4 separate regions of the Homo sapiens genome follow, and regions 1, 2 and 3 are each linked to region 4. The links are chromatin contacts, found by Hi-C or POLR2A ChIA-PET in ENCODE. All regions are on one chromosome and are shown on one strand. The core of a region is the stretch at or near the end of the contact, and the rest is flanking DNA. Distances in the headings are between cores, read along the strand shown.

The links. Hi-C counts contacts between places; a loop is a spot of excess contacts on that map. ChIA-PET counts read pairs that join two places held with the same protein, here RNA polymerase II (POLR2A). Pooled maps may share reads with other maps.
Region 1: a map of CD8-positive, alpha-beta T cell shows a loop between it and region 4 (32-fold over the local background). The contact joins the promoter of MTERF1 here to the promoter of SDHAF3 in region 4. A Hi-C loop is called at or near these places in 2 of 168 maps with a recorded cell type or tissue (B cell and CD8-positive, alpha-beta T cell) and 8 of 50 pooled maps.
Region 2: a loop to region 4 is called in a map of CD8-positive, alpha-beta T cell, with 17 times the contacts of the local background. The contact joins the promoter of GTPBP10 here to the promoter of SDHAF3 in region 4. A Hi-C loop is called at or near these places in 3 of 168 maps with a recorded cell type or tissue (CD8-positive, alpha-beta T cell and naive thymus-derived CD4-positive, alpha-beta T cell) and 8 of 50 pooled maps.
Region 3: a map of CD8-positive, alpha-beta T cell shows a loop between it and region 4 (12-fold over the local background). The contact joins the promoter of AKAP9 here to the promoter of SDHAF3 in region 4. A Hi-C loop is called at or near these places in 3 of 168 maps with a recorded cell type or tissue (CD4-positive, alpha-beta T cell, CD8-positive, alpha-beta T cell and naive thymus-derived CD4-positive, alpha-beta T cell) and 7 of 50 pooled maps. POLR2A ChIA-PET finds 5 or more read pairs at or near these places in 1 of 52 experiments (GM12878).

What each region holds. Positions count from the first base shown.
Region 1 is chr7:91,879,110-91,882,242 of GRCh38, forward strand. It overlaps MTERF1 (mitochondrial transcription termination factor 1), which reads right to left and starts at 1,593. Exons shown (of 3, transcript NM_006980.5): 1 at 1,548-1,593; 2 at 946-1,004. The coding sequence starts at 974. It overlaps LOC112267986 (a long non-coding RNA gene), which reads left to right and starts at 1,693. Exons shown (of 2, transcript XR_002956514.2): 1 at 1,693-1,755.
Region 2 is chr7:90,345,279-90,348,134 of GRCh38, forward strand. It overlaps GTPBP10 (GTP binding protein 10), which reads left to right and starts at 1,438. Exons shown (of 10, transcript NM_033107.4): 1 at 1,438-1,496. The coding sequence starts at 1,464. All of the region lies in intron 1 of LOC107986715 (a long non-coding RNA gene), which reads right to left. RefSeq lists enhancers at 904-1,043, 1,254-1,683.
Region 3 is chr7:91,939,091-91,942,328 of GRCh38, forward strand. AKAP9 (A-kinase anchoring protein 9) reads left to right here and starts at 1,772. Exons shown (of 50, transcript NM_005751.5): 1 at 1,772-2,057. The coding sequence starts at 2,010. It overlaps LOC124901698 (a long non-coding RNA gene), which reads right to left and starts at 1,761. Exons shown (of 2, transcript XR_007060431.1): 1 at 1,574-1,761; 2 at 760-1,474. RefSeq lists enhancers at 1,313-1,874, 1,913-2,062 and a silencer at 1,603-1,712.
Region 4 is chr7:97,116,227-97,119,226 of GRCh38, forward strand. SDHAF3 (succinate dehydrogenase complex assembly factor 3) reads left to right here and starts at 1,472. Exons shown (of 2, transcript NM_020186.3): 1 at 1,472-1,671. The coding sequence starts at 1,498. RefSeq lists enhancers at 1,130-1,209, 1,560-1,649.

The sequences.
Region 1 (3,133 bases), core at 343-2,842, 5.2 Mb before region 4:
TCCAGTCTGGGCAACAGAGCAAGAATCTGTCTCATAAAAAAAGAAAATAGAAGAAAAAGAAAGAAAGAAAAAGGATGACCATCATAACATTATTTGCTATAACAAAGAAGAAGAAACCCAAATGGCCACCAATAGAATAATTAATAAATTGTGGTACATCTATGCAATATACTATAAAGGTGCCAAAAATAAAGGCCGATCTACTGCAATCAAAAGATGTCAGATATTCTACATGACAAACTGCTTAACAGTATGGATAATGCCATGTATATTAAAGGCGGGGAGGGGGACGTTAATATATACAGAGGGGGAAAGTGGAATGACACTTATTTCTGAAAGATTATTAGAGGCTATGTACTACTTCTGAAATACTGGGACTTTATTTAATGAATATGTGTTACTTTGCAGTCAGATGAAAAAATTTAAACAAGTAAAACTGGCCTTTGGTGTGAAAAACAATGGAAAATACAAATTATCTTTATCTATTTTTCGGTTTCTAGTACCAAAAAAGTCACACTTCAAAATTCTCCATGATGCTTTACTCTTAGCAACGGATCTCCATTCAAAATACTCATAATATCTAGTAGGGTAAATGAACATCTAAATAGCCTAATACAAGAAAGTTAGCAACTTTCCTCACGTACAAATTTCAAAAATGGTACCTATTCAAAAATTGACTTCGATCTATTTCTCAAATTGACTTTTTAATTAACCAAAACCATTATCCAAAGGGCTAATGTTCAAACTTAACAAACACTGAAAATTTCTATGCTTGTAGTATGAGGGGTCTAAAAAAAGATTTACGTTCGCCTCTGCCCCACAACTGGCCTGTTAAAAAGGCTGTTAATGGAAATAACTAATCACTGGCCCTAAAATACCACATTCCAGCTGGTCTTCTTTTGATACAGCAAGCTAAGTTTGGAGATCTTTACATGCATTTCTCACCTTGTTTGTCCTAAGGAAAGGCTCTGCATCCCTCCAGAAAGGCTGGAGAACAGCTATCTCTGGAAATGACACACACACACAAAAAAAAGGCAAAATATTTCAGGCCTTCCTAATACAAAATAAGAGATCGATCCCAGCTAACGTTCTCGTTGCATTATGTTCTCGTGAGATGCATTACCTCTTGCAAACAACATTTCTCAGACATACAGAAAAGAAAACGGCAAGTACATGCCTACATATGATGGGAAAAGGTAGCGGAATCACGAATACGTTTTGTACCAAAGCTAAGTGCTTCATATATATTGTCTCGCTTTACTCCCCACAACAATTTAAAAGGTAGGCATAAGCCTTAAAATTACAAAATCTGAAACAGCGCCGAGCTCCCATACTAGCCTGCCTTCGCTAGCTGAAGCATTAGGGTTCGAACCCAGGTGGGTCTTTCTTAACTCAAAACCAAGGTAATTCCACACCGAAGGCTCTTTCCATCCCTCTTCCTCCTCCAAAGACAAATCTGCAAAGGGCTGCACTGTACAGCAGTCACCCACACCCACTTCTTAACAAAAAGAAAGGAAAGCACAGCCTCACCACCTTCCCAATCTCACCCTGAACTGCACCCATCCACTGTAGTTCGCTTTTACTTCCGCCTCTGGGGTCCGGAGCGGCTAGGAGGAGCGGAAGTGGAAAAGACTAACTTCCGGCCTCGGGTCGCGCGCAGAGGTGATGTCGTTGGTCCTGCGCCCCCTCGTGGCGGTACTTCAGCCCTTCGCAGCCCGACGCTAGGGGCCTGGCAGGGGGCAGCAAGAGACCGCGGTGAGCGCGGGGTATTGAACGCCAAAGAAGGGGTTTGGAGGGTGGGGTGGGGCCTGGGACTCCCAGTCGCCTGGGCAGATGTCCGTGGGGAACTGTAAGGCATCTTATAGGGATCCTACAGGGGGCATCCACTGCCGGCCGACGACACGTGGTGGAAAAGTAGCTATTATTTACATGCGTGTTGCAGTTTTTGATAATGCGATTGCTGCTGCTAATGTGACTAACGCGATGCCGATGAACATCTCGGCGTTTTTTGGTGCAGGATAAGCGGGTGTAGACTCTGTCTGTTTAGTCCCAGATTCTCCTCCTTTAATGAACTACCGTGGAAATCCTGGAGTGTCACTGCTGGTCTGAATTCAGCATCCGCCTTCAGGCTGGAAATCAATTCTAGTATACTTCGATTTCCTTACTTGCAGTTCGAATTCAAATATGATTCTTTTGACATTGTGAGGGTTTGCGCTATTTAAAGAATGGAGGCAACCGAAACCTCATCTCCACAGTGGATGCATTTTTGCTCCCTCCCGAGGCGTTGCCTTAAGCCACGCGGTCCTGTCAGCCTCACCTGCCTAGTGATGGTGACAATGGAAGAGATAAAGCTTCAATTCAAGGCACTTCTCCTGTGACCATCAAAAGAAAGATAATATCTACATTAATGAATTAATTGTGTCTGTCGAGTTATCCTCAGGAGACGATGGTGATTTGGTCCTTAAAAAAACACAGGATCAACAGGATTGACCCTGAATTCTACAAAGAGGAAAAATTTCAGGCATTACTAACTCCTCCATGTACAAGCCTAATGATGTAATTTTCTGGCCGGGCGCGATGGCTCATGCCTGTAATCCCAGCACTTTGGGAGGCCAAGGCGGGAGGATGGCTTGAGGCCAGGAGTTCGAGACCAGCCTGGCCAACATGGTGAAACCCCATCTCTACAAAAAGTACAAACATTAGCCAGGCGTGGTCACAGGTGCCTGTAGTCCCAGCTACTTGGGAGGCTAAGGTGGGAGAATCACCTGAGCCTGGGAGGTTGAGGCTGCAGTGAGCCGTGATTGTGCCACTACACTCTAGCCTGGGTGACACAGTGAACCTTGTCTCAAGAAAGAAAAAGAATTTTCTTTATCCCATTTCTTTCTCCTTTTTCTTTTTTTTTTTTTTTTTTCCTTTAGACGGAGTCTCACTCTGTTGCCAGGCTGGAGTGCAATGGCGCGATCTCGGCTCACTACAACCTCTGCCTCCCGGGTTCAAGCGATTCCCCTGCCTCAGCCTCCCGAGTAGCTGGGAGTACAGGCGCGTGCCACCATGCCCGGCAATTTTTTTGTTTTGTTTTTTGTTTTTTTGTTTTTTTGTATTTTAGTAGATACGGGGTTTCACCATGTTGGCC
Region 2 (2,856 bases), core at 188-2,687, 6.8 Mb before region 4:
GTAGGAACACTGATAGTAATCAACATCTGTTGCTGGTGTTAATATTCAACATTAAAGTAATCCACAGAGGGAAAATACAACTACTGCAGGTTAAATGACAACTACAGCTTTTCTGATTGGTGGTTGTAAGCAGAAGGTCCAGTAGCAGCAAAGTAATCAAGACGGGGTTTTCACATCATGTCTTTCCAAATAATCACTGTCCTAAGTGAGGAGTAGAAGACACTGTCACATTGAGGTATTAGTCAGTTTTCACAGTGCCATAAAGAACTGCGCAGACTGGGTAATTTATAAAGGAAAGAGGCTTAATTGATTCACAGTTCTACATGGCTGGGGAGGCCTTAGAAAACTTATAATCATGGCAAAAGGGGAAGCGGAAACAAGCACCTTCTTCACATGGCAAGCAGGAGAGAGAAGAAAGAAGGAGGAACTTCCAAACACTTATAAAACCGTCAGCTCTTGTGGGAACTCCCTATCAGGAGAGCGGCAGGAGAGAAACAGCCCTGCATGATCCAATCACTTCCCTACTTCCACAATGGGGATTACAAATGAAGATGAGATTTGGGTGGCGACACAGAGCCATATCGTATCAAAGTATGAAAGGTTTCTAGGATTTATTAGTTTGGGTTGTTAAGAGTTATACGGCTGGCAACGCTGTGCAGGGCCGTTTACTTCAGCTGCATACATTTTTTCGCTGCATGAGGGGTTGGGGAGAGCTACTCTCTTCTGGTCCTGAAAAGTAATCAAGAGAGAGAGGGATTTTTCACATCGTGTCTTAATTCTCACAAAGGCACGCTTCAAATGACGGATAAAAACCCGTCTTCCCGACTCCAAGAAGCTACTTTCTGACAGTTGTAAACAAGCTTCTTTCTCTTACTGCACAGGAGAGTCCTCTTACAGATCTCAGATCCTGACATTATTTTCAATAAAACTTTGTGCGGCCGCTAGTTTTAAATTCATGGTCTCCTGGAAGCTTTGGCTGGAGACTACTCAGCTCGTCACTGAACTAACGGCTTTTGGGGGTTCTTTTTTCCCAGTTGAGTTTCTGTGTCTTTTACACGTTTGGTTTTATGGTCCGTTGGAGGTTTTTTCACGCTGAGGGTGAAGATTCTTAGTTTCCTCAATTAGCATAAAAGCTGCTCCAAGGCTGCTGAGTCTTCAGTTCCATTCCATTCAAAATGTTAATTCCTGAGACACGCAACCTACGCCCTACTGTCCTTTGTCCCACGGCTTCTCGAGATTATCTCTGTGTTTTAATAGATAAAACGCCTTCTCTCCCCACCCGTGGGGTGCAAAGCACAGCGCATGGGGCTGGTGGCGCCCGAGAGCATCACACAACGCATGCGCCAGTCCGCAGGTGTGGGCGGAGGAGAAATCGCGTCGGCGGCAGGGGATGACGTAAAAAGGCCGCGCTGTACTGCGGCTTGTGCCGCTTCCGCAAGAAGGTTTCCTGGCCTGTTGCAGCCATGGTGCATTGCAGTTGCGTGTTGTTCAGAAAGGTCCGTGCGGGTCCCCTCAGCCTGGTCCCCTTAGCGCTGACAGCTCTGGTTCTTCTTTGCTCCCCTGTCTCTCCACTACTGTCTTCGTGGCGGCCTTTTCCTTGCTTGGTTTTCCCATAGACTTCTCCGCCCCTCCTGTAGTGGCGCTTTGTCAGTAAGCGGTGACAGTGGTGTGTGTACCTGGCGTGGTTTGGACGGTTGTTTGGGGGCAGGGGCAGGGTTTGAAGTTCTTTAGAGACATAGTGTGCACGTGGTATGAGGAACTGGGATACCTGCCTGCTGTGGCCCAAATGTTGTGGTGGTTTTTTTTCCTTTAATGTCCACAGCCTGTTTTTATATATTTCTCCTTGAGTGCGCTGTTTAAGGTTTTTCTAATGGATTTTTATGAAGACACGAAAGCGTGTAATTGATGTGCCTTCCTGCAGAACATTTAGGTCGATTTTTGTGTGGTGTCGGTCTTAAGAATCGTTTCCGTAAAAATTTACAACTGCTTTGAATTTTTATTTTTTAAATCTTATCCTATCAGTAATGCTTTTTGAAACGTTGCCTGCGTCATATTTGGCCATTACTTTATTTCTAACGACCAGAGTAAAATACTCCTTTTAAGTAAGGCTCCTAAACCCCTGAATCTGATTAATCTAGAGCAGGAAAAAAGTGTTACATATTTAATGGAACTGTAGAAACTCTCCTCGAGTATATCAGAATGGTCAATATTTCAACTTTCTTGAAAAAAAAATCCCATTTGTTTTTTATAATAGCTATCCTAAATGACTAGAGATGTGGATTATGAATTTAAGAAATTACTCCTTAAGTTATTTTGATTTTAATAGCCTAAGAGGTTAATACGTAAGTCCTTTACCTACAAGAAGTTCTTGATTTAGTGAAGGAAACAGGTAAACACTAAATGCAGCGTGAGATTTATAAAGGTGTAATAATAGAGATATAATCAAATTGCTGGGAGAGCCAGCAAAGTCAGAGAATTGATTAGAGGAATTTGGAAAGACGTTAGAAAATATGACGTTTAGGTGGATTTATGATAGGAAAAACAAATGACATTCTAAGTAGAGGAAAAGCATGAGCAGAATGGCATGTAGAAATGGCGGTATTTCATGTAGTACAGAGCAAAGAGGAAGAGAGGAAGGGTTGAGCAAGTGAAAAGGATACAGGAAGGAACTAGGCATGGTAGGTGAGCCTATTGTTCTTGCTACTTGGGAGGCTGAGGTGGGAGGATCCCTTAAGGCCAGGAGTTCAAGACCAGTCTGGGCAACATAGCAAGACCCCATCTTTAAAACAGTCGGGGTGGTGTGGTGCCTGTAGTCCCAGCCATTTGGGAGGCTGAAGTGGGAGAATTGCTTGAGCC
Region 3 (3,238 bases), core at 522-3,021, 5.2 Mb before region 4:
TCTTGTTGCTTTGGAAGGTATTCTTGAACATTCTCAGCACCTACAAACAGCTGACTTATTTAGTCACCGAGAAAGCAGTATCCTTTAACAAACAGGAATAGCTTTGGATACCCTGGGGCTTCCCCCTCCTAGGCAATCAGCATCTACACTCATAATCCCTCAATCCAGGCAGTATTTAAATCACTGCACTATTAGAACACTTAGTTCTAGTCCTTACTCTTAATTTGATGGGTGACTAAGTAAATCACTTATTGCCTCAATTCTTTCATCCCTATGATAAAATGTCTAATTTTACCTGGTTCCTAATTCAGGTTGAGATAACAGGACAATATGCACTTGGCTGTTAGAAGTTGGCAGAATGTATGCATTACGGAGCTTAAGAAAAAAATCTTTTTTAAAGCTAAGATTTCTAAATGAGGGCTATTTAAAACTCATCTTCAGTTTGTGGTAGACTTAAGGTCTTTATTATCTCCTTTTTTGTTTTTTAACCTCAATTTTTCACTTAACACCACTTCTACGCTTGAACTCATTTTAGCCTATTTTTTGTTCACAACTGCTAGTTTTTCAGTCCAACCTAGCTCAAAGCAACGGAGAAACATGATAAATCTGAGTAATCAACCAGAGACATTAAAATGTGTAGTTCACTCCAGGAATGGATGTGAGCATTGGAGGGCAGGGAGACGAACACAAAGGACTGAGGGAGCACATGTCGGGGAAACAAGGAAAGATAGTAATGTTAAATTTATAAACACTGCTCAATTCAATCCAAAAAGCGTTTATTGAGTGCAGAGCTCTGTGCTGGTCATTTTAGTAAAGCCAAGATGAGCAAGACTTATGATGAGTCTCTGTCATCAAGGAGCTGGGAGTATGAGCTGAACTAAGACGCACACAAATTATTAAAATATGGTGCAGGGTACTTAAAGGAAGTCCAAGGAGAAATAAAGCTGACATTATTCAGGACGTTTTAATATGTCAGGGCAGTCACATATATTAACAACCCTTCCAAAAATTCCAGGTAGGCTCAGGGAGGATAGGTAACTTGTCATTAACGCTAGAAAGTTAGTGTAGTCTGGCATTGTCCCTAACCGAGGTTCTAAAGCTCAGGCTCCTTTCAGAACACTACTGTTAAAGGGAAGCCCCAAAGAGTCGGGGGAGGGGACTAAGTTTTGACTGGATGTGTCTCGGTTGCCGTGGAGGGAACAAGAGGTCAGAAAAGCCATTTGGAGGCAGCGTGTGCGATGGGACTATAAGGATGAACCGGAGATTGAGTGGGAACCAGTGGAGGGAAGAGGGAGGGACTTTTCAGGCTAAGGAAGTAATAAGAGCAATTAGCTGCTCTCATAATTCTTGAGTCAAGCAGTTAATGTAGGTAGAAAACCTGGCGTCCGCCCCCCCACCACCCCCCACCGGAACTTTTCCGTTGGAGCTTGTAGGTGTTCGCCAATTTCACCATTAGGTGTGTTAGTTTTGTAACCTGAAGGAAAAAAAAAACTCATGTTTTAATAGCAGTGGATTCCTCGGACGGAGGGTGGGGGTCAGGCCAGGAGCCTCTGGCACACTCCGTCTCTCCTACCCCTCAGCTCGGCCGCCACCTGTGAGCCGTTGATGTGCGGGAAGGGCGCTCTCTACGGCGGGATCCTCGCTGGTAGGAGGCAGGTCCCAGGCCTGGCAAGGGTTGACCCCGGAGGGCTGGGCCGGGGCGGCACCCCAGGAGCACCTGCCCACGAGGCGGCTGCGCGGACAGACGTTCCAGCCCCTCCCGCCTCGCCGTGTGTTTACGTGGAGACGAAGATGGCGGCGGCGGCGGCGGTGACGGCGCTTCCCGTGCGGCTGAGGACGATCCGCCAGTGAGCGCGGAGACTGCTTCCACTTCGGGCGGGGGAGCGCCGGACCGAATCGGCTCTCTAGGCCGTGGAGCTTGCCGTCCCACCTCCGTCCAAATCGACCTTTCCTTTCTATCCCCAACCACCCCTCAACCCCTGTTTTCCCCTGCCTTCCTTGCAGAGGCCATGGAGGACGAGGAGAGACAGAAGAAGCTGGAGGCCGGCAAAGCCAAGGTAGGAGAGCCCGAGGCAACCGGGCCTGCGGTGGGAGGCGGTGGCTAGCACGGGGTGGGAGGGGGCCTGGGAAGCGGAGTTCGCCGCAGCCCCAGTGCACTGCCCGAGAGGGAGGTGCTGCAGGGTCTTAGGGTCTGCATCTCTCCTCGCCCTCCTCCTTTCCCCTTTTTCCAGTTGGGGGACAAAGCCTTGTGCTAGCTGATAATACTTCCGCGAGGATTGAATATTGTGGCTCCTTTCTCGTGAATGTCCAAATAAAACTCCCCTTTTACTGTATTGCTGTAAACTAGTGTTTAGTTGCTTCTAAACCTCCGATCTTTCATTTTTTTAAGGAGTTTTCTGGGTGGTGCAGGCATTGTGCTTTCCAGGGTGGGGATTTAGGGCTTTTCTTTATTGGGTTGGGGATTTGTGCGCTGATCATCAGCTTGTCTTCCTTAGGTAGCACGCTGGCACTCTTGGGTGTGTGTGATTGGCCTGTGACAGCTGTCTCAGCAGTGGCTTGTGTGTGCCACAAGTGCCAGCTGTGAACTTGGCTTTAGGGGCGTTTTTAGAAGCGTGTCTTTGTATGTTTGTACTTGAAGGTCTTTGTCATGGCATGCGCTTTTGTGTCCTATGGAATGTTAATGCAGTCTGTGAATGGAACTTCTGAGGACCGAAAGGTTCCATATGCCAACACCTATAGAATTCCTGCTTTAAATAATTTAGTTGTTATATATCTCTCTGGCGAATCCTGGTTGTGTGTGTGTGTGTGTGTGTGTGTGTGTGAACGGTTATGGAAAAGCCTGTAAAGCAAACAATACAATACACAATTATACACAGGCATCGTTCATTGGGCTTCATGAGAAATTTAACATATACAGAATATAAGCTGCGTAGCATATTTCTTTTAAAAATTACATATTTGAGCATATATTTTGTCTGGGCTCAAAAGCCCCCTTCCTCCCTTCAATGAAGTCTTCTTTTATGGATTATATTATTTTTAGAGATAATTGTTAGCAGTCATACTTGGACAAAAATTGTATTACAGGTAACTGTTTTTCCTCTCTTCCTTTCTCTTCTCCTCACATAAACAAAGGAAACCAGGTTAGTGATTTATTATCAATGAAGGGCCATACCGCAGAGATGCAGTGATAGAAGCTCAACACAAGTTTGTTAAATGAATATATATATAAAAACTAGCT
Region 4 (3,000 bases), core at 222-2,721:
AGAGACTGGGCTTTACTCTGATGAAAATCCCTGGAGGCTTTTGTTGAGCAGAGGAGTGAAATGATCCGATTTACAGTTTAGATTGTTAAAAGAAAAACTTTAAACAAGTTAAATCTAATAAAGTTTATTTGCACGAGCGCACGTGCACACACACACACGATTTATGAGGCATTCATCAGGCAGCAGCACTTAACAGGGAGAGGTTCAGAGAGCTCTACCCAGCACTGTGGGCAGGCAGTATTTATAGACAGAAAAAGGAAGTGCCCCACAGAAACAGCTTGATTGCTTACAGTTGGGCTAGTCTTATTTGGGCAGGACATTATGACGTATTTGCCTTATATGCACATAGTCTGATCAGTTGGCAGCCTGTGATTGGCTGAAGCTCAGCTACTTGTCACAAGAATATACTCTCAGTTGCAGTTAATTTACATACTAAGTTAGGTTGCAGTTCCCTACATAGCAACTCAGAGTAGGGAGGAAATTTTAGGCCAAATTTAATTTAAATTATGTTGGAGCATGACCAAAGTTGGTCATGACCAGAAGCTGAACACAGATATGGAAGCTAACACAATATCCAGTGGAGAGAGATTGTGGTAGAGTACATGGGGCGAAATGGTTGATTTCTGCATTTTTGTTGGTGACGCCATCAGGATTTGCTGAAGAACCAAACGTGTGACAGGAAAGGACAACACAAGGAGCTGCCAGCTTTGGAAACCAGTTCTACTCTCAGTATTACCTTCGCAAAAGATAGAGCTTTGTAAATTTCTAGATTCCTCGTTCTTATTATCCTAGACTATTTAACCAGAATCTCCAGGGTCGTGGTCCTGGAAACAATACGTTTAAAACTCTTCCCAAGGATCCTTCAGCAGCCAACTTGACTTTGGCTAAGGAGTCCGCCAGCTCTGGGCTCACTTGGGTTGTTTGCAAGGAAGAGCCCATGCCCAGAGTATAAATTGGGAGAACAGCGCTGTGCAAAGAGCGTGGGTTGGTGAGCTAGTGGATGGCGAGATTAATCTCACTCTGATCCCTAAAGCAGGGTGCAGTAATACTCTAAATGCCTCAAATGGGTTGGGAACCATGGAAGGAATCCCGGAGGAGCCCGATCTTAACGAAGCTTTTCTCAGGCCTTTGGTAGGAGGACAGAAACGAAGTTGAATGAAAAAGACAGTGGAGTGGGACTGAGAAATGACAACGGCCCACCACAGACCTCTCTCTTTCAAGGCCTGTGTCGTCAGGACGCAGGCCAGAAGAAGCCACGACGAGGCGCAGGCGCGACTCCACGAGGGCCACGCCCCTCCTAGAGAAGGACCGACCCGTTTTCCGCCCGCAGCGGAGCTTGGGTTTCCGGGAGGACCTGATTGTGCAAGGGACCAAACCGGATAGAGGTCGCGCGCCCTCTTTCGTCTGCCTTCCGGTTCACTAATACGCAAGTTCGCAGAAGTGCGGGAACGCGCCGTCCCTCTGCGCAGGCGCAGTCGGCGGTCGGCGTGGGGCGCTATGCCGGGGCGGCACGTTTCTCGAGTCCGGGCATTGTACAAGCGCGTCTTGCAGCTGCACCGTGTTCTGCCCCCGGACCTCAAATCCCTGGGCGACCAGTACGTGAAAGACGAATTTAGGAGACATAAGACCGTTGGTTCTGACGAGGCACAGCGTTTCTTGCAAGAATGGGAGGCAAGTGACGCTCCCTTCTCTTTGCCCAAGACCTTTGGGGTTCCTCGGTGTCCAGGTTTCTAGTTCCAGTCCCCCATGCGGGGTTAAACAGAGCAGCAACCTGTTCTGTTTGAAATAGCGTAATGCTGTTCAGGTAACACTTTCCAAAGTTTCTCCCACGGGTTTCTCACTAGAGCAGATCCTGTTACTTCAGCGTCCCCAATTCAGTTCAACTTTTGAGCTCCTGCAGATGCCAGGTGCTCAAAGGGTGAGGGTAGGAGGTCACAAAAATGAGCAAGTCGTCGTTAAGTGCTCAAAAACCTCAGGAGCTTTTTGTCCTTTTAAGTGCCTTTGCACCTAGTAAGCGCCCATTAATAAATTAATGGTTCTCTTATTAGTTTTCAAATTTAAAGGCTTATTTCCGTAATTTATTATTTAATCTCAGCGCTTTTGGTTGGGTTTAAATAATTTTCTCACTTGGCTGATACAGAAATCAGGTAACATGAAAAAGATTACAAAAGGTTGGAGATTACAAACTGTGAAGGAGAAAAATGCTGGTGGCAGTTAAGTCAGGCGAAAGTTGTTTCCTCCGGTCTCAAGTCATTGTTACTTCGCCCTGCACCATTGCGCTAAATATTAAACAGACACATGCATTAGCAATAAGTCGTTTGACTTTTTTTTTTTTTTTTTGAGTAAAGGAAAAAAGATATTCAGAGTATTTCGTGGGGCTCGGGGCCCTGCAGGATTGCCCCTAGTTTTCATTTGCAAATATAAATAAATGAATGGAATTAGAGATTGGAATGACAGCTCAGATATTTGAAAGCATGAGTTGGAGCTGATATGAAAATAGAGGTAAGCGGTTCTTCGGCCTAAATAGTTGAAGGGGAGATGACTGAAGTCGGCTTTGTAAAAAAAAATCAAAAGAATGGTTAGGGTGAACACAAACTTTGCACTGACTTCCAGAATTCTTTTTTGTATAATTATTGAAGCTTTTAAGAGCGACATTTAGAACAATCGGGAAATTTAGAACTTTCTTGAAAATCATGGTGTATTTGATGTAATTCGCTTGCCTGAAGCAGGGAAGTTGAAGCTTTTCAGACACAGAGCACTTTATTTTAATAAGGTAATTTGGTTTTGGAGCCTGAAGAACTGGATTCAGATTCAGTCTCTGACATTTTAAGTGTCAGATCACATAATTTTTCTAGTCTTATTTTCTCATCTATAAAATAATAAGTGTTTATGCATCTCAAAATTTACGTATGTAAATGTATTTACAAGCACTTGTGTATTGCTAATTGTTATGAAGCTATAAGATACTGTATTAAAGTATTTTACATCTTTTATGGTAGG